Linked DNA regions of Homo sapiens: region 1 is linked to region 2. A link is a loop called in an ENCODE intact Hi-C map of the cell type or tissue named here. Cell type or tissue: natural killer cell. All regions are shown on one strand. Each heading gives the region's core, and the rest is flanking DNA. Links, peaks and the distances in the headings are about the cores only. Region 1 has its middle 110 kb from the start of TEX13D. Region 2 overlaps TEX13D (TEX13 family member D).

What was found. A loop is a pair of places that touch in the nucleus more often than their neighbours do. Peaks named below come from ENCODE experiments on the same cell type or tissue, not always from the same donor. Only the 100,000 strongest peaks of a DNase experiment are listed, where the experiment ranks them.
Region 1: a loop joins it to region 2, with 6 times the contacts of the local background. A loop is called at or near these places in 9 of 110 quality-filtered maps.

The regions. Positions count from the first base shown.
Region 1 is chrX:124,213,782-124,224,633 of GRCh38, forward strand. No RefSeq gene overlaps it. Among named protein-coding and RNA genes, the nearest start is that of TEX13D, 110 kb to the right of the region's middle. RefSeq lists an enhancer at 3,196-4,956. In natural killer cell, for the core only: no CTCF peak of the experiment used is centred there; DNase peaks (open chromatin) are centred at 3,910, 4,270, 4,770 and 5,070; H3K27ac peaks cover 2,455 bases.
Region 2 is chrX:124,334,429-124,345,280 of GRCh38, forward strand. TEX13D (TEX13 family member D) reads left to right here. Exons shown (of 1, transcript NM_001355534.2): 1 at 1-2,435. The coding sequence ends at 634. Among named protein-coding and RNA genes, the nearest start is that of SH2D1A, 6.7 kb to the right of the region's middle. In natural killer cell, for the core only: no CTCF peak of the experiment used is centred there; a DNase peak (open chromatin) is centred at 4,863; H3K27ac peaks cover 758 bases.

The DNA of each region.
Region 1 (10,852 bases), core at 3,268-5,767, 120 kb before region 2:
ATCAGAGAGCACACAATGCCAACCTATCCTGTCACTGGTAGTGTTAACTCTAATCACGGGGTATATTGGTGTCTGCAGGTTTCTCTAGCATAACAATGTCCCTTTTTTTTCTCTTTGTAATTGATCAGTATTTTGTGGGGAGATATTCCCAGATTATGCCAACATCCTGTTTCTCATCGATCTTCTACCCACCACCCTTAACTGCCTGAATCAACCAGGCAGTTAATTCAGTTATGTTATGGTGGCCAAATATTGATTCTCATTCCCATCAATCTTTCTACACTTATTAGTTGGCATTCTACTGTATGGAACAGAAGGGCTTCTCCTCTGTTCCAGTTATCTATTGCTGTACATCAAGCTAGACCCAAATTTACTGGCTTAAAACAACAAGAATTTAGCTCATGAATCTGCAATCTAGGCAAGGTGATATTTTAGCTGGGGCAGTCAGCTGGGGTTAGAGGATCCAGTTCCAAGGTGGTTCATCACTCACATGACTGACTAGTTGTTGCTGTCTTTTGACTGGGACCTCAGCTGAGGCTGCCAGCCAGAACCCTCACATGAGGCCTTGCTATGTAGCTGCTTGATTTCATCCCAGCATTGGGGTTGAGATTTAACAGCAAGTATCCCAAGAGAGCAAGGTGGAAGTGCATGGCCTTTTTCTAATACAACCTCAGAAGTCACACAGCTTTCATTTCCATTGTATTCTGTTGGTTGAGGCAGTCATAAATATCCATCTAGGGTCAATGGATGGGGACATAGCTCTTACCACTTGATGGGAAGATTGTTAACATCACATTGTAAGAACAGCCTATAGGATAGAATATATTGTGGTGGGTATCTTTGTAGATATAGTCTGCCCTATCCTTTATTTATTTATTATTTATGTATGTATGTATGTCAATATGGACTCATGGAGTCCTATTTTGTATAATTGGTTGCGATCCATTACTATCAACGTTTATTTTGATGCTCAAATTTTCCCAGATTTGACCACTGGGAGCCCCTTTCAAGGTGGTCTCGGTGTCCTTTTGACTTGTTCCCATTATTCTTTGAGCACTTTTTCTTTAGTGGAGGGTGGTATATGAAAACTATTATCTGAGCTCTTGGTGGGCTCATTGCTGCTGGGCTATTATTGCTTGCAGGTGCTCTTAGCAGACAGGGCTGGAAAATATATGTATGTATATATTAATACATACATGTGCATATATACACATATGTACATCTATAACTATTTTTATATCTCTCTGAGTATATATATTTAAAACATGAATTTATACCCAAACCTCCAATTTCAACCCAGAATGTTAACATTCGGTCTGGTCTTCCTCCTTTCTGTTTTTAGTATCTTCTCCAACAGTGAGAAGCCTGCCACTTATCTTCAATATAATCTTCACTTATTTGCTCAATTAATGTAAACAGTCTCTAAACCACATGAGTCTACTCTCCCACCTACCACTTCAACACCCCACCACCAGTGATCTACATTCTCAAACAGGATCAGGCACATTACCAACGAACTTCCAGGTGGCATTCTGTATCGCTTCAGCATCCCATGTCTTTGGTCACCAATAGGCACTCCTCCAGCACATCTCTGCACAGCTCCCCTCCTCTCTGAAACTGGTCAAAATGTGGTACAGGGTCTTCACTTTTTGAAAATCCACACTAGCTCCTTTTTCATCTTTAAAAAATGCAAATTCGATCATGTTGTTCCCCTGCTTAAAACCCCTGAATGACTTTCTGGTCCTTAGGCTAAATCCAAAAACTATAATATGGCCTACAAAACCCTACATCATTTGACATCCTGCCTGCTTCTTCAGTATCATCTGAATTATTTCTCTGGGTTCAGTCAGTTTCCCAGAGTGGAATCTTCCAATCTTCCGCTTGGCATGTGTAACCTGGCTGTCAGTATTTTGGGAACTGAGTCAAGGATGGGGACTGGAGGTCTCAATGTTCAGAAGGCAGACTCCAACTTAATCCCAGTTTTCAACATAGCTTCTCAGTGGGCCCTCAGCTGTGCTTGGTTTAAATGTTTTCTCCCCTGCTGGGATGGAGGGAGGGATTTGGGGGCTGTTTCTTATCATCATGTTCAATCTATCATCCTGTTTTCAACTCCATACCAAAACTCCCACTTTCAGAGATAACTGGTACCCTCAAAACCTGAGCTTTTTGAGGTTTGGAGTATAAACCGCATCCTTGGGTTTTGGCTTTTTCTAATCTGCTAAACCACTCATTTAGCCATTCTCTAGTTTCCATATTTGCACATGTACACGCATGCACGCGTGTGTGCTTCTTGCTTATTATAGCCTCTCCCCCTTTTTCCTTTGTACTCACTGCATTTGGCCTTTTAATCCCCTGTTCTTTTTTTGTGGGATCTCAGGAAGGAGCTCAGATAAGTGCATGTGTTCAATTTGCCCAATTTAATTGGAAGTGAAGTTGTTTTAAATAACAAACACCTGTTTCATTTTAAAGCCAATCCCATGAACAAAAACTGGATTTCCTGGAATCATGAAATATTATAACAAAAAATGTTCATCCAGTCCATTGTTTCTTGTCTTTTTGCTACCAAGTATCTCTTTTATTATATTATATCTACCCCTCACTCCAACCCCACAATTGAAAAGATTCAGACTTCCAAACCTTAGTTTGGGAAACTTTGCTCAAGTCAATGCCCTCGTTTTACAGATGAAAAGACTGAGGCCAAGAGATAGAAGTGATTTGTTGAAGTCTAACCACTAATAAGGGGCCAAGTTAGGATGGGCACCCAAGTCTCCTACTTCCTCTTCTGCTGCTTTTCTATCTAGGATGTGAGATTTCTGACTGCCCCCAAACTGATGGGAGGGTGAGGGAAAACTTTCCTTCTGACTGTGGTTTTTCTTAGCAACATCATTACTGGCATTGAAACATTACTTCTTCTGGTGGCTAAGAGGAAAATGCTCTCCGCCACCTTGAAGGCCACAGGTGGCCAGACATTCTGGGAATCACTGGAGCTTTCTCAGGGCCACAGGGGAACCGTTTGTTTGAAATGTAATAAAGGTTCCTTTACACCAAACGTGGAGAAAAAGCTGCACTGGGAACACAACAGAATCAGCGTGAGAGGTCTTTTCTAGCCACTTAACCAGCCAATCAGCAAGGGGGCGCCTGCTGGGAACTCTTTCCTCTCCTGGAAGTTACCAGGGATACACGGGCTTGGCCCTGAAGGGGCTTCTGATCAAATTGCAGAGACCAGACAGCTTATCGAACAGCTTATAACCTCTCTAAAGGCAGGACCTTTCTTATTCTTATTTCTTGTGGGCCTCAGTGCCCCAGGCCTCCTGCTGGACACATGTTAGTTACCTATAGCTTAATTAAAGCTTCTTTGGTGCATTATTTCCTCTCCCCAAAGTGGAAATAATGAGCGAGTGCTGAGCTGATGTGACCACGTAGCCCCATTCCCCAAGGTAAAGTGACTACATACATTTTGTCTTGGAAACTCACTGCCTTCTGCAGAGTCCTTTTTCACTGGTAAAGGTTAAGTTTTGTTATTCTCCTGGATCTTTTGAAAACAATGCCTATAAATGAGGAAGCTAGCAATAAAACCCCTACTGTTTGTATAGGCTTTGTAGCTTACTGTGATCTAATTTAATCTCCTATCTTGTCTTTTTCCTCAGTGCTTTGTACACAAATGTTATTGATTCCCTCCAGAGGCAGCCATGTGTGGTAGAATAAACAGCATGAGTCTGGAGTTTTAGCACCCACCTCTTCAACGATCTGAGTGCTGTTAGGCAAGCTGCTTCCCCTCCCTAAGCCTCAATTTACCCGCATACAGAATGAGGAAAGGGTTTGGACTCCACAGAATCTGAGGCCTCTCTAGTTTCTCATTGGAGTGCAAGTGCCATTGTGTGGTTTCTGCTGTGGGCGTGGTTGTTCCAAACCAAAGGGCAGGGACAGGATGCAGTCTGCTGATCAGGGACAGAGGAAGAGAGACACAGCAGCTTTGCACATTTGTGGGTCCTTATTCCCTCTCCTTACATTTCCCAGACTGTTTAAGTTCATGATCTCAGGGCAGCGCCTGTCCGCCCCCTACCACACACATCATACTATTCAGAGTTTCTTTCCCAGGGTCTACTTTAAAGCCAGTAGATTTTCAGGGGTCTCAGATCTTCTTATTGCTTGCCCTCTTGACATCTGAGGCCTGAAAAGAATTTGGGTTGCCTGCCTAGGCAGGCTTCCGGAGGCCTCAGCCTTCTGTCTTCCGGGGCTGGGGGTAGGAGGGTGCCAGAGCACAGGCAGTCATTGTTTGGGTATTGACTCAAAGGAGAAGGAGCCACAATGCACAGGAAAAAGGATGAGCTCATGACAGCTAAATGAAAAGATTCTTATCTTGGAAACAGCGGTTTCTTATGCAGAACAAGGGGCGGCAATGTGATTGTGCCCAAGGAGTACATTCAACAACAGGGATTTCAAATGAAGAAGTTATTTTGCATACTTACGGGAGGAGCAATGGGCCAGATTGTTCATTAATTAAAGGGGGGGGGTGCTGAACCCCCTACACACACACACACACACACACACACACACACACACACACACTGCAGAACTTAAATAATTCATTCGCTTTCTCCTCTTTCTCCTCAGTCCCAGATGATCAGCTGAGAGACAAATGTTTTTTCAACTCTAGCCACCTCTGGAGAAAGGATGGGGGAGAGGATGGGGGAGGACGGGAGAAGGGATGTGGTGGGGAGGGGAGGGGTGTCACAGATAACTAGAATGGCAGTGATCTCTCAACCATTTCTATTTGGTGTTCAAATGTATTGTACGGAGCTGGTGATTTTTTGTTTCCTTTTTTTGCACCCAGGAGATTTACCTTTCTAGTTCTGTTTGATTTCACATGAAAGAAGTCTGAGCAAATCCCCACTGAAGACGAGTAGAGGAAAGGAGAGAAATGCAGAGGGTGCAGGTCAGGGAGGCCAGGAATATGTTCTTTGACCACAGTCCCTCTCTTTCCCCAACTCTGACACGTGGTCCCCTGAGGGGAAGGACTAGATCTGTGGCTGTCCTGGAAATTCCGGAATGTAGGTCACCCACTAAATGGGTAATGCCAGAAGTGGAGAGTAGAGTTGTATGTGGTTGCAGGTGGGAGGCATCAACACCGCCCACATATCTTTCCTATCAGCCAGACTGCTCTCCTTCTACCCCAGATCATCTTTTGATTTAGGAATAAGAATGGTTATCATCTATCAAGTACTTTCACATTCATTACCTCTTTTATTATCCCCTCTCACATGTGTTATACATGTGTGCCAGATACTTTCACATATATTAGCTTATTTGAGTTGCTCAGGGACCCTGGGAGATAGCTCGGTATTACTGCTCCTGTCTTAGAAATGAGGATACCGAGGCTCAGAGACACTAAGTAGGTTACCCAAGGTCACACGGCTCAGAAATAGCAAAGCTGGAATTTGAACCCACATCGGTCTTGTTATCAACATCTGTGCTCTAAACTGCTATGCAATGCTAACTCTCCTCCCTTTCCCTCATTCTTCCCTACATCCACTTTGCCCTACTGTTACCCAAAAGGCAAACTTCCCATGTAGTTGGCATTCTGGCAAGCAAAGCAAGGACGGAGGTCTTTCATGAATGTGAGACACTCCTCTCAACCATGCATACCATCATTATGGAAGGCAAATTAAGGAAGAAAAGCCTCATAGATCTCCTCTCTACCTCAGGCTCACAGATAGGATTAACTTCTTTTAAGTGAGGATTATTGAGGTATAATTTTCAAACAGTAAAATTCTCCTTTTAAAAGTGCAAATAAGTTTCAACAAACATATCCTATTATGTCACCACCAACACAATCAAGACAGGATATTTTTATTACCCCAATAAGTTCTCTTGTGCTTCTTTGTGGTCAGTCTGCTCTCTCCATACACAACCTTTGGCAGCCTCTGATCTATCTTCTATTCCAGCAGTTTTGCAGTTTCAGAATGTCATATTAATGGAATCATAGAATATATACTCTTTTAGGTCGACTTCTTTCATTTAGCATAACGCCTTTCTTCCTTCCTTCCTTTCTTCCTTCTTTCCTTCCTCTTTCTTTCTTTCTTTTCTCTTTCTTTCTTTCTTTCTTTCTTTCTTTCTTTCTTTTTCTTTCTTCTCTCTTTCTGTCTCCTTCTCTCTTTCTTTTTCTTTCTGTCTTTCTGTCTTTTCTTTCTTTCCCTTTTTCTCTCTTTCTCTCTCTCCTCTCTCTCCTTCACTCTTTCTCCCTTTCTCTCTGTCACTCCTTTTCTCTCTGTCACTTCTTTTCTCTCTTTCTCTCTCTCCTCTCTCTCCTTCACTCTTTCTCCCTTTCTCTCTGTCACTCCTTCTCTCTCTTTCTCTCTCTCTCCTTCTCTTTTTCTCTTTCTTTCTTCTTTTCTTCTCTTCTCTTTCTTTCCTTTTCTTTCTTCTTTTCTGCAGGGTCTCACTCTTGTCACCCAGGCTGGAGTGCAGTGGCAGAATCATAGCTCCCTGCAGCCTTCAACTCCTGGGCTCAAGCAATCCTCCCATCTCAGCCTCCTGAGTAGCTAGGACTACAGGCACATGGCACCATGCCCTGTTAATTAAACTTTTTTTTTTTTGGTGGAGGTAGAGTCTTGCCATGTTGCCCAGGCTGGTCTCAAACTTCTGGGCTCAAGCTATCCTCCTGCCTTAACCTCCAGTGCTTTTGAGATTCATCCATGTGTTAGTTCATTCCTTTGTATTGCCAAGTAATATTCCATTGTATGGATGTGTCACAATTTGTTTATCCATTCTCCAGCTGATGGACATTTGGGTTGTTCCCAGCTTTGAGTGATAATTAGTGAAGCTGCTATAGACATTTACTTACAGGCTTTTGTGTGAATGTGTATCTTCATTTCTTTTGGGTAAATGCCTAGACATTGGGTTACCGGGTCATATGGTAAGTGTATCTCTAGCTTTATAAAAAACTGCTAATGGGGTTCAGTACATGCTACTTCAAAATATGGCATCTTTGCATTTGAGAAAACAGCAGAAATGGGAAAGTCACTCCCATCTTCCCCCTGCCCTTTCCCTCTGAAGCAGGTCAGAAAACCTAGGAAGGAAATCCAAAGTTGTAGGCCCTCCAACTTTGTTCTTTTGAACAAAATCCTTCCTAGGTTTTCTGCTCTTCCCCTGAAATAGGTCATAGGACCTTCATGTGAGAGGTGCCTTCCCTATACTTGGAGGAAAGGAACAGCCTTATCTCTGAAGACAAAGGGACACAGAATGAAATCTGAACAAACAGAGCTTGCAAAGTTTCCCCCAGTTTGTTACCATTAGATCATACCCTTTTGTCTTTCTATCATATTTCTCCGTGATTGTCCACTCTTCATCAAACCTACTATGAAATATACTCGGGTTTAACTATTTCTTTGGGTCTTCATTTCTTGACGAAGCCTTCCTTGTCATGTACAACTTATATTAAATAAACTTGTTTGCTTTTCTCTTGTTAATCTGGCTTTTGTTACAGGGGTCTCAGCCATGAAACTAGAATTGGTAGAGAAAGAGATTATTTTTCCTCCTCTATACTGTTAAACTGTTTCCAAAGCAGCTGTACTATTATGAACTCCCACAAGCAATGCATAAAAATTCTAGTTGCTCTTCATCCTTGCTAATACTTGGATAATGTCACTCCTTTTAATTTTAGCGATTCTAATAGATGTGTATTTTATCTCAATGTAGTTTTTACTTTGCATTCTCCTAATGATGAATGATGTGAAGTGTCTTTTCATGTGCTTATTTGTCATCTGTATCTCTTCTTTGGTGAAGTGTCTATTCAAATCTTTTGCCCATTTTTTAAAAGCTTTATTGAGGTATAATAGACATATAAAAACTGCACACGTTTAATGTATACAACTTGATGAGTTTGGACATATGCATACTCTCATGATACTATCACCACAATCAAGGTAATAAACATATCCATCACCACCAAAAATTTTCTTGCATTTCCCCCCTTTTTTTGTAGTAAGAATGCTTAACATGAGATCTACCATCTTGAGTTTTTAAGTGCACAATACTGTCTTGTAAACTATAAGCACTATGTTGTACAGCAGATCTCTAGAACTTATTCATCCTTGCTGCCGATTTTTAAACTGGGTTGTTTGTTTTCTTATGATTGAGTTTTGAGAGTTAATTATATATTCTGAATACATGCCTCTTATCAGATATGTGATTTGCAAATATTTTCTTCTAGTCTGTGGCTCTCCTTTTCATTTTTCTAGTCTTATCTTTTGAAGAGTTAGTAATTTTCATGAAGTTCAATTTTCTTCTATTGTTCATGCTTTTTGGAGTCATATCTAATAGATCTTTGCCTAACTTGAGGCAAAGAGAGGCAAAGAAGCAAACTCTTGAGAACAAAGAGTTTTCTCTCATGTTTTATTCTAGAAGCTTTATAGTGTTAGATTTACACTCATGTCTATGAGCCATTTTGAGTTAATTTTGTATATGATACAAGGTAAGGGCTGAGGCTTATTTATTTATTTATTTTTTTGCATATAGATGTCAAATTGTCACAGTAACATTTGTTGAAAAAACTATCCTTTCTTCACTGAATTGCTTTTGCACCTTTGTCAAAAATCAAGTGACCACATATATATGGGTCTACTTATAGACCTCTATTCTGTTCTGTTGATCTATATATTTAGCCTTATGCCAACACCACGCTGCCTTGTTTATTGTAGATTAGTAATAAGTCTTGAAGTTAAAATGTAGGTCCTCCAACTTTGTTCTTTTGAAAAATTGCCTTGGCTCTTTTATGTCCTTTACTTTTTCCATAGAAAGTTTAGAATCAGCTTGTCATTTTCTACAAAGCAGCCTGCTGTCTTTTTGGTTGAGATTGTGTGGAATCTATAGACCAATTCGAGAAGAACTGACATTTTGACCCTATTGAGTCTCTGATCCATGAAAACAGAATGCCTCTCCAGTTTTTTTAGGTCCTCTTTATTTCATCAATGTTTTGTAGTTTCAGCATACACATCTTGCACATATTTTGTAAATTTATTCCTAAGTATTTCATATTTATTATGCTATTATAAATGGTACTGTTATTAAATTTCTGTTTCCAATTGATATGCAATTAATTTTCGTATACTGACTCTGTATCCTATGACTTTGCCAAACTCAGTTCTAGTAGCTTGTTTGTACACTCTTTGGGATTCTTTGGTTAAATGATCATGGTGTCTGTGAATAAAGACAGTTTTATTTCTTCCTTTTCAATATTTATGTCTTCTATTTCCTTTTCCTTGCTTAATTGCTCTGGTTAGAACCTCCAGTACAATGTTGAATAGAAGTGGCAAGAGAAGACATCTTGTTCCTCTTCTTAGGGGAAAAGCTTTCAGTCTTTTACCATTAAGTATGATGTTAGCTGTGGGTTTTTCATAGATGTGCTTGATCAGGTTGAGGATATTTCTTTCTATTCTTAGTTTCCTGAGAGTTTTTTTTTTTTTTAAATCGTAAATGGATCTGCATTTTATCAAAAATTTTTAATGCATCTATTGAGATCAATCCTTGGATAAACACTACTTGATCATGAGGTATTATCTGTTTTTCTGTATTGATGGATTTAATTTGCTAACATTTGGTGGGGAGATATTTTCTGTCTATGTTCATGAAGAATATTTGTCTGTAGTTTTCTTATGTCTTTGTCTGGTTTGGTATTGATTGGGTTTTGGATTGAAGTTATTTTTTAAGTAGTGGGTCTGAATTCAGGGCTGGTTTGAAGCAACAGTGCTTTATGAAGGCCAAGTTTCTCTTAGGCTTTCCTTTCTTTTGCTTTCCTTTACTCTGTTAGGCCACACTACTGACCTTTCTTCCTGCAACTGCAGATGGCGCTGGACCCTCAAATAGTCCCCCTGCTGCTCAGCGCTCTGGACTTTTATGTCTTTCTTCTTTGCTCCACTTCCAAAACAACAACACAATGCATAAAACAACAGAGACCTGCTTCCTGTGTGTGATAGTCAGCTAGTCAGATACATTGAAACTCGTGCTGAAAGACCTGCAGTCATATCCTTGTCTATGCTTAGAGTTGACCTGAGTGAGCTCCGAGGCGCCTGCATACACTGTCACCAGGGTCTGAGGGATGATGAGGGGATTACATCCGGCTTGTGAACGGGAGTACTTTCACATTGTCACCTGTACTTTGCAAAGATTTGAGAGTTCTCTGTAGTACGCTGAGTATTTAACAAGCATTCTGACGCTGAGTAATGATTACGGCTGTACATAAAATAGAAAGATTAGCGTCTCAGTTGCCTGCTTAATATGTAAATGTATCCAGTTATGTGTGAGTGCTTTTAATGAAGTAACTTGCATTTCTGCTTCCTACATTGAGAGTGATTGATGGAAAAAAAAAACAAAAAAAACCTCTACAACTCCATCAGAAATTAGTAGCCGGCAGGCTCTTCGGAAGAGCCCTCTGGTGCTGCCTGGCCTGGAGCTAAAAGGCAGTGGGACTGGGGTTTAGCCCTGGTTTTACAATTGATTTCTGCTTCTCTGGGCATTAGGAAGTAGACTTCCTTATCCCCCAATCTGAGCTCAGAGGGTTGTTGATGATGGATTGTGAAATAGCTCCACTCACCTGTTCACCTTGGATTGGTTCTCATTCCAACATACAGATATGGATGATAAAAGTAGAAACTACCAGGCACTGGTGCTGAGTGCTTTGCTCATATTACTCCCTTCCATCATCACACCAATCTTGGAAGATATGAATTAATATAGCTCCACTTTACAGGCGGAGAAACTGAGGCACAGAGAAGGTAAGTCCCTTGCCTAATCTCACTCTATCAGTTAGTGGCTAGACTGGGATTCAAATTCAGATTTCCATGGCTGTTGCCCC
Region 2 (10,852 bases), core at 3,505-6,004:
CCAGGACACTCCCCTGGGGGACAGCAGAAGTCATATCAAGGAAGAAGGCCCAGAGGGGCCCCAGAGGATTGTCCTCCAGGGAGACAACAGGAGCTATAGCCAGGAAGGAAGCCCAGAGAGGGCCCAGGGGATGGCCACCCTGGTGTTTAGCAGGAGCTGCAAACCAGAAGAAGGTCCAGAGAGGCCCCAGGACACTCCCCTGGGGGACAGCAGAAGTCATATCAAGGAAGAAGGCCCAGAGGGGCCCCAGAGGATTGTCCTCCAGGGAGACAACAGAAGCTATAGCCAGGAAGGAAGCCGAGAGAGGGCCCAGGGGATGGCCACCCTGGTGTTTAGCAGGAGCTGCAAACCAGAAGAAGGTCCAGAGAGGCCCCAGGGCACTCCCCTGGGGGACAGCAGGAGCCATGGTGTCAGAGAAAGCCCAAAGAAATGGCAACCTCAGAGGCAGAAGGCCAAGAAACCAAAAGTGAATAAAGTCTCGGGATCCCAGCAGCAGGAGAAGCCTGCCTCATTTCCAGTTCCAGTGAATTGGAAATGCCCATGGTGTAAAGCCATTAATTTTTCATGGCGTACGGCCTGCTATAAATGCAAGAAAGCCTGTGTGCCATTTGAGAGTGGAGGACAAACTCAGTGATTTCAGGAAGGTAAGTAAGAATGGACACACTTCAAAGAGAAAGCAATTTCCTAAGACCCTCTTCTGATTAAAGTATAACTTATTTACTTCACAGAAAAATTGAACCCCAAATTATGGAGAAAATTAAATAAAATAATTTATTATCCCATTACCCAAATTAGCCATTTTAAAAGTTGTTTTGGATACACATACATACAAATATATATGCATTTATATTCTCATGTTATTCATTTACTTGAACAGAGATGGACTACTTTTGATTTCTCCTGATTGCATTTAAATTTTGCAGGTGGTGGATTCTGGATGGCCGATGCTGATTGGTTAATACCCTGGAGAAGCTGAAGTCATGAAGCCTTTTCTTTTCCTTTTTGTTTCACTCCTTTTCCTGAAAAAGCCATGTATGTGGCTGGGAGCAGTTGTGTGATTTTAGAGTTAGAAGATATGTTGAATTTTAGGAACAGTACTTTTCCTTGAAAATGCTGTTATTCCTTTGGAAACAAATTTTAGAATCACCACACTTCCTTGAAAATGCTATTATTCCTTTTGAAACTACTGCAATCTTCATGTTTTCTTCATTTTGCTTTGTTGGTTTTATAGGTGAGGTTCTGTTTTTGTATCTCAGCCCCACCAAACTTGCTTGTTGCTGAAGAAGCTGAACCTGTTCCATTAGAAGATCTTCCAAAGCCAAAAGAAAGTGAGACTGACTGCAGACTTACTGGCTGCAGCAGAGAGGAGTAAGAGGAAGTCAGAGAAGAAGAGATGATTTGACACTCATTGGGGGAAAAGGAAGAGCAGAATTGTTTTGTTAGAATTGAATTTTTCCACTGGGACAAGGAATTAACTTGGAAGAGTTTGGGGGGTTGTGTTCAATTCTGTAGATGGTAGCAACTTTGATGAATTTCGTTTAGTTTGTTAAATAGTTATTGTCTAATATGTGTTAGGAGCTAGACTTATAGGTTATTATTTGGTGCACACATCATAATCCTTGTTGCTGAGTTGGTTAGAAGATAGGAGAGAGCATAATTTGGGATACAAATTAGATCAGGGGTATCTTCTTTGCCTTGCATGTAGTGTTGCCTTAGGTAAAACCAATTTAAATAACATCTAGATCCATTTTTGCAGTTTTGTGGGCAATGTGAAAGAGACTTGCATGAAAGGTCTTGAGTAACCAAACTGCTAGTCTCATTGGTTTGCAGGTGAGACAAATAAGCAGTGGCAAAGTTCAGGAAAGTGGTCTTACAGAAGTGCAGGCAGGGCTTTTCTGATTGTCTGCTGATTTCCTCCTTTGAGAGGGACAGATATTTTCCTGGCTGCCAGTAAGCCTGCCTGAAAGACCACTGGGGTGTCTTGAAGAAAGACAGTGCTCTGAGGAGTATTCACTACACACTCCAGCCCTCAGCCTCGGGCTGCCCCCATTCCAAGTCCCTTTCTAGTCAATAGGTGGATGAAGAACAAAATGGATTTCAAGGACAGACAGACAGACATAAGGGCTGTGGGCTATGGATGGTGTTTCTCTTGAGAGGACTAATTGGGTTAAAAATAAAACTGGACAGGGGCGAGCACTCTTGGGAATGCCCCTGGACCCTTCCTCTTTGGCGTGTTCTCTGCAGGCTCCCCCAAGGCAGCTGCTGCAAGGCAAGGAGGGATCCAGGGTAGAGCTCAGGGATGGTGGGTTAGATCTGCCTCCAGTCCAAGCTAAAGATGTCTTCAAGTTTCCCTGTAAGATCCCGCCCAGCTCACCAAAATCAACCTTTGTCAGGGGTTTTCTGATCCTAACTAGTAATAAAGAGTGTGCACTGGACTGCTGTGTCTTCTGTGTAGTGTGTATCTCAGGGCAAATTTTCTCAGAGGTGGAAGCTTAAATCTTCATCTTTCCTTCATCCCACTGAAGTTCAATCTCATTTACTACCGGAGGGGCCTTCCTCTTATGAGGAATTACCCAAGAATTGGGGGCACTTCTGTAGGACCTTCAATCCATCATGATTGTCCTTTCTATCCTCACAGTCCAAGTCCACATGGTCCCGTGAAGGTTAGCATATCTTCTGCTCCAGGGTGGTGGGGCAGGAGGGGTGAGTTGGGGAGGGTGCTTCTACCTAGGCTTGGAGCTCTGATGCCTGGAAGCCAGCCTTCTGTGTACCAAGAAGCCATTTCCCTGAGATCCTGTCTCCCTGAGGTCCCCTAATGTCCCATGAACAGAAACTTTCCTCCTGCATTTCTGCCTTCCAAGTCACTGTCCCCTCTCCCCTATGCATAATCCTATCAAGTTGTTTAGGATTCTGGAAAACAGCCAGGCTGTAGCCTGTCTGCTCACAAGACAAATGTTCCCTGAGGTGAAGGGGAGTGGAGGCTGGCTACCTGCTTGGTATGGGCACAGGAATGGGGACAGAGAACAAAAGTGACCTTGCCCCGCCAGCATTCTCACTTCCCTCAGAGTCATGATTACTGGGAGGTCCTTGGTTACTTTGGAGGGGAGCACTTCAGAGGAAGGGATCCATTAGGGATGTCAGACCCAAAGCTAGGTTTTCTGGATTGGGGGCTGGTTTTATGATACTCATGTGGGCTGATAGCTCCTTGGAATTTTGGGAAGATGGGATACAGATGAGACTTGGACATGTTTCAGCATAATCCATTTTCGTATACCAGCAGGTCATTCTAGATTTCACTATAGTTGTTTCTTTTATGGCTTCAAAATGGACTCTGTTGTTAATTGGCATGCTTTTAGGCCTTTATAAAAACAGACTCACCCTGTGTATAGCTTTTATATATTTTAATATGATTACACAGTCTTTCAGGGGCAACCTTTTTCAAAACAATATGAATCATTGAGGCTGTCAGATCACTACTCTCTTCCAGGCTGCATACATGCAAGAAAAGGCAGCAGGTTTCTGTGGCATAAACCTGGGCTTTGGAGACAGAGAAAACGAGTTCAACTACTTGATCTATTATTCAGTAGCTGTGTGACCCCAAAGAATTTACTGAATGTCTCTGAGCCCCACAAGTATTAGTTCCCTTTCTCTATCTTCAGGGTTCTGCTCTGGATCCTGTGGTCATGAGTGTATGAGATTATTAATCATAGTAAGAGCTACCATTAGAGTGCTTACTATGTGTTAGGTACTCTAAGGACATTGTCCCTTTTGATGACTGTAAGGTATTATAGGTACCCATATTAATAGTTTTCAAAGTGGGTACTATTGCCCCCAATTTACAGGTGTGGTAATACCCAAATTTGGGACTTAGTGAAGCCTGGCTTCAAAATGAAATTTTACTAGTTCCAATGTCTGTACTCTCCATCATATCACACCACCTAAGGTTTTACCCTTACTGAGGGATACATGTGCATTTTAACAGGGATCATAATACCTAAACCCAAAGAAATGACTGTGATGGAGGGAATTTGAGGTATAGTGGCAGTCTGGTGGTTGTGGAGCTGCTCTTTTAGAATATCTCAAATTTTGCCTGGGTGTGGTAGCTCAAGCCTATAATCCCAGCACTTTGGGAGGCCAAGGTGGGCAGATCACCTGAGGTCAGGAGTTCGAGACCAGCCTGACCAATATGGTGAAACCCCGTCTCTACTAAAAATAGAAAAATTAGCCGGGTGTAGTGGCATGTGCCTTTAGTCCCAGCTACTCAGGAGGCTGAGAGAGGAGAATTGCTGGAACCCGGGAGCTGGAGGTTGCAGTGAGCTGAGATCATGCTACCGCACTCTGGCCTGGGTAACAGAGCAAGACTCAGTCTCATAAAAAAAAAAAATTCCAAATTTTGGGATATGTGATCGATAACCCAGGCTGCCACTGAGTAGGGCCATTTATTGTCTTAGTCACCAAGACTGCAAAATAAGGGCAATGATTTAGGCAGTGGGCATGACTTGTGCTGATTCAGCAGACTGGACTTACGAAAAGTTTATATCTGAGTTTAGTATTAAGATAGGACACATCTTGACTGCTTACCTAAAGTCTGTCTGAATTATTCAGTTTTTGTTTTAAGTGAATAAGGTGGCAGCTGTATAAGTCCAATATACAGTATATATATATATATATTTTTTTTTTTTTCCAGTGAGGAAGGAGGGGAAAATTAGATTTTGAAAACTTCAGGCTCATGTTGCCAAACGGGGATGTTTTTTACATTATGGTGCTAAATCTACAACAGAATGGCAAAGAAACACATAACTTCCTTATCACATGCTTTGTAAAGACTCAACACGGAATGGTAGCGGCTGCTTCTTATGTGGTACAGGTGCTGCACAACACTCTTCAGTGGTTTCTTCACTTCTAGCATGTGATAGAGTCAGTGCATCCACTGGCACTAAAACTCACATACACTTAATGATACTCAACAGCCCTAGCCTGTGACCTTATGAGGTTGCTGTTGAACAGATTTTTCTCATTCTCTATACTGTTTATTCTTTGGTGTTTAAGAAAAGGGTTCAGAAATAGTGAAATAGACATAGTAAGTGTTGCTGCACTGGGTATTAATAATCCCAGGAGACCTAGCACAATTTTTTGAGCACAACTCCCTATTTGGTTCACTGTTGGAGGCACTCTCTTCAATGGACTTAAGAATTACTCTACTAGGTCAGATCCTGGTCCGTCTAGGCTAACTTCTCTGGGGCATAAAGCAATTGTGGAAAAGCACCATATCATCCTGAGTGATAATTTTAAAGGTAAGCAATGCCACTAGAAATCTCTAGCTTATTTTATTACTTTACACATCAAGTAAACAGCATTCATTCAAGGCAGGATTGTTATAAGCTGGGCAATATGCTTCACTCTGTGGAAGTGATCGTTATTACCCTCAGTGACCTTGTATTCTATTAGAAGAAATAAGGTAAATATGCACCAAACAGTTCGCAGTCTTTTCATCAATTGTTCCATCATATTTTTTTGCTTGTAGATGCCAGCTTTTAAAATATTCTGTATGCATGTCAAATGACATCAATTAATAAAAGATTGCTTGTTCATTTAAAATTAAGGAAACCTATATAACTATAAAGTTCTCTCATACAAATTCTTACCAAATATAATTCTAACCTAAAAGCAGCCACTTGCCATTTTTCATTTAGGATTTTGGTGAGGATTCAATGAATTCCATTATTATTATTATTACTATTATTATTATTATTATTACATGCAGCCTAATCCCAGCAAATGGACCATTTTACTAGGCTCTTTGTAAAATTGACAATACCTCAAAATCAATATTACCTTCTTAAAATTCTATGAACCTTGGGAACACAATTTCAGGAACAACCTCTGTAGAAAGCTAGTAGTTTTAATACATGTTAAATGCCAGTGAGTGCTAAAGGATTTTAGAGAAGTGCAGTATATACCATTTTGGGTTCCAAAGCTTCCATGATAGCCAGATGGTTCCGAATTGTGTCTGCAGTCTACAAAAAGGTTGCTAGGAAAATTGGCTTTGTTTTACTTCAAAATAATATGTGGTATTACAGCTTCACTTGAGACATTTTCCAGCACTTTGTTGCTTGTGTCTATATCTGCTATTTTAGATTTTACTCTTTATTCTGCACTACATTATAAAAATAATTTAACACAAGGCAGAAACCTACGATTACTTTTGTGGTAGGCAGCATTAAACCATACCCCAGTGTTTATAAAATGATGACAATGAGCTATCTGAGGATTTTGTCTGTAAGTAAAAGTTACAGGAGATTTAATCTCATTTATTTTTTGCTTGATATATATGTTTATTTTGATAGTTTCAGTGAACCATGTTGGTTCTAGGAAGGAAAAAGATTGGACAAGTATTGAAAATTTCATACCTTTACCACTACAATTCCTGATATCGTCTAGACAGTTTTGTAACTTCAGAACATTTATGACTTGCTTTGTAAAAGGCTCATAGTATTTAACTCCTCGCTGATCAATGATTCTAGCATTTTTTTCATGAAATATTTATTACTGAGAAGGAAAAGCAAAATAATGTCAATGTTGCATATGTAACTACAAAATGCATTTAGAAATTCACCACTAGCTGTTTTGTTTGCTGGGTTATAATATTTCATTTGCATTTATAAAACTGCTTAGGGAAATGTTTATAGTTCGCTTCATTCCATTCCTTCGCGAAATTTTGGTATTTGTGATGTATACATCAAAGTGGTCATCTGTGTTTGAAAACATCAGAGATTTCTTTAAAAATGTTCAGGCAAAAATATATAGACAAAATAAGAGTCTCTTGGACTTTAATCTTTTCGATTAAAGCTCCAGTGGTGGAATTTTATTCTTGAGCTTTCAAGAAAGAGAACAGATTTTTTAGATGAAAAGCCGCAGACTCATTTACAAAGACGTAATATTTTCTTGTGCTGATAGCATACCCTGAGGGCCCCCACCCAGGATAAAGAGAGGCGGAAAGAAGATTCTGTCGCGATCCAAAGGCAACTGGTTGATGAGGCCAAATAAGTACATGATGATTTATTTGTGTGTCAGGTGCCAAGGTGTGGGATGTGAAGAGTTATATCTATAAACCAAAATGAGGCAGACCACAGGGTAGACGTTGGTAAGTGATGAATGTGAAAGAAGTCAATGTCAGAAATGATATACTTCTTGAGGCAAATTAGAAGCCACATTCTCTGCAGAGGGTTCTCTCTATAAAGGGAAAAAAGAGGGGGAAAGGAAGGGAGCTAACTAGGTGCCAGGTACTCTTTTAGGTTCTGGGTGTGCTAAGAGGAATATGACATCATCTCTGTCTTCCGGGAGTTCACAGGCTAGTAGGAGAAAATAATATTGTGTATTTGTTAGGCTCCAGGCACACCGCATATACCATCACATCTATCTTCATGGAAAAAGATAAAAACTAATGAGGAGTGGCCTTCATTTGGTCTAGAAAACATTCAAAAAGGAGAATGGGGTGATAAGACCTTATCTGTGTATCCAGGTCTTCCCAGGAGAGAAAATATCCGTATCACTTTAAAAACAAAACAAAACAAACCAACCAAACCCAAACTACTCAGTGTTCTGTTACTTTGGATGGATGAGCTTATGATCCTGTTTCCAGACCCATAAACCCAGGAAACAAAACTTGACTGTGAACTGAAGACCCTTCCAAGACATAGTAAATAAAGAGAATGAGGCTAAAATAGTATATCTGATTTGATAAGACATATAGTTATATATAGACATGCTATGAGTCAGGGCATGGGACCAGTTGACACTTGAAATGTAAGAAGAATATTCTAGAAGTCCAGATTACAGTCGCTAGATAGGAGACTGAAGCCTGAGCAATCCAGTGCAGTGACCTCAGAATTAATGTTGGGAGGCAGAAGAGGATAGTGGTGAAGTGCACAGGCTCTGCAGTCAGTGGCCTGTGTTCATATCCTGGGCCTGACATTGACCAGTTGTGCCACCTTGAATAGGCTACCTAGGTTCTCTGGGTTTCAGTTTCTTTGTCGGTAAAATGAGACTAATAATAGTATTTGCTTCACAGGGTTGTTGATATAAATAAATGAGATAATACATTCAAAGTGCTTAGCAGGATGCCTGGAATATAGTATGCAGTTAACAAATATTAGCTGTTGCTATTATTCCGAGAATGAAACCTCAGAAGCATGCAGAGTTTCAGCTAGAATGAGGGAACTTCCTTTGAGTCACGAAGGAGGCAAAATTCGTGCAATAAAAAAAAAAAAACCTGTACACAGCAGACAGAAAGATAAAAACACTTTCCATCTCGAATAGATTGTGCGAGTTAGAATATAAGTTGAGTTAGATATGCCACTACTATGTCCCTAGAGCCCCATCCTTTCCTCTATCTCAGCTCTTGTTAAGTGAATTATAATTGTCTGTTTGCTTGTCTGTCTTCTTCACTGGACCTATGAGCTACTTAGGGGCAGATACTGTACTTTTCTGTAACCTAAGTACCTACTATAATGTCTGGCATATGGTAGATGCTCATAAGTGTTGGTTGAAATAATAAAAATATTTAAGACAGGCTTAAATAAACACACACAACAACCCTGTCTCTGGCTTCTCACTTAAAAAGGGCATTTAGAAAGATTGGCCTCATAGGTAAACCCAGAGATTATCAAAAGGAGGTGCTCTTTTGTAAAAAAAACAATTTTTTTCTTTAATCATTTTTGTAAAGGAAGTGAATTTTAGTAAGTGCTGAGAGAATGTGTAAACTCACCACAGGTAACACTGTCATAACACTGTCACAGGAGAATTCACACCTATAAATGAGCTAGTGGAAGAACAAAGTTAGTTTTGAAAGGTCAGAGAAAAAGATTTTGAAATGTCAGAGCCACTCTATAAAACTGACCACCCTTGGCATCATTCTTTTAATCTACCTGGGTTTGAGAATAGCCTAGGGCATTTGAAATGAAGACAATTAGCACCTCAGACAGGGCTTCCACATGCAAAATTCTGTCACCTCTCAGAGACCTCAGGAGTTGACAAGTTTGGTTAAGAAGATACTTTCAACCTTGGCTGGCAGTTTTTCTAAAATTTCAATGCTTTTATAATCTGATTTAAATGGCATCTATATTCTAAAAGGTTGTAACTGTGAAGCTCTCTTCCTCCATTCTATGATTTTCCCCCTTAAGTTATTGTAAAATGTCAAGAATGAAAATATTTCCTTTATTGAGGGAGATTGAGGAAACAGGTCTTTGTTCTTGTGCACAAATAAGTTCAATTCATTTCCCCTCTGTTTCTCTCTAAAACACATTTGGCTTTTGTTTAGAGAATAGAATGTTAAACCTAGACGTGACCTTAGGGGTCATCTGGTTCAATTCCATTTGACAGATGGAGAAAATGAGACTCAGAGAGAAGTGATTTAGTGGCAAAACATGGCATATATTTCAACTCTCCTACTTACTGGACTACTGCTCCTTCCAATTCATCTTGTCATTTCAAAGACGACCATAGGCATGTAGAACCAATATTGTGTGTGTGTGTGTGTGTGTGTGCGTGAGTGTAAAAGAGAATTTCAGTATTTTTTCTTTTATTGAGAGCATTAAGTTCATTCATTCATTCATTCACACAACAAATATATATAGCACCTACTACTTGCCAGACACAGGATACAGTGGTGAGCAAAGTACACAAAATCCCTCCATCATGGACCTTACATTCTAGTGGGGGACACAGACGATAAACCATTAATTAAATAATTCTGCTCCTAAGTGGTTTATACTTGTACTTGGGGTCCATTCTTCCTAACTCTTTCTCTGTTGGTGCCTCTACTATCTCCATTGCTCTCCTCTTTCATTTTCTCCCATTTCCTCTCGTGTGTATGGGGAGAGAAGGAAGAGAGTCATTTCAATTCCTCTTTTCTCTACGCTTCAAGCTCAGTGTGAAGTTTTGAATTTGCTAAAGTCAGGTTTAGTACTGGTGTAGGATTAGAGTGAAGATGTCAGTATTTTTCATCAACACTGCACTAGTGGGCTGGCTCGGCTGGCTCAGCTGTCAGCTTGCTTGTAAGATGACAATGAGGTACTGGATGTGAAAGTTGTACTATTACCTTATAATTTATCTGTTTTTTAGTGCAATTTTAGTTGTGCTGAACCCCGTCATACCTGGCTGCTTTGACAGGTGTGCTATTTTAGCAACATGGAACAAAACAGAGAAAGAAAAAAAGAGTGCATGGTACGCTTGTGCTGTCAGATCCAGGTTGCTCTGTTCCTAAGTTTATGGATGATTTGTTCAGAGTTGTTAAGAGACAAAAAAAGGTTAGGTTTTGTTTTCACTTATGTGACACTGAATGTTCTCACAGTTCACCTCACAGGTCAGCTGTTGCTCATATGGACTGATATAAAGGGATCCCTTTCCCTGTCTCCTTTCTATTTGAAATTCCACCATTTTGATTAATTCCTCTGGGCTAACCATTTGCCTGCTCAATATATGGAGAGCCCAAGGTGGACAACCTTTCAAATCCTTAATGTTGGAGTATGCATTCATATATCAGATTAATTTCTTCCTTGATCCAAAGCATGAAAAGGGGTAAGAGGTGGAGTTGGTCAAAAACATGTGAGGAAGGAAGATGATAAAATAATATTGGTCCCATTCCCCAGAGCCATCCCCAAATGTCACCTTGAATGCTTTAAAAAAAAATTCTTAATGCTGAAAATGACTAGTAGGAGACTTATGTTTATACTTTGCATACTAAGGCTGGACACTCTTCAATCAAGAAGAAAAGTTGCTACCAGCTACCACTGAAATCTTAGAGGATTGTTCTTAATCCTAGTAGATGAAGAGCAAATATCTGCCTTTGGTG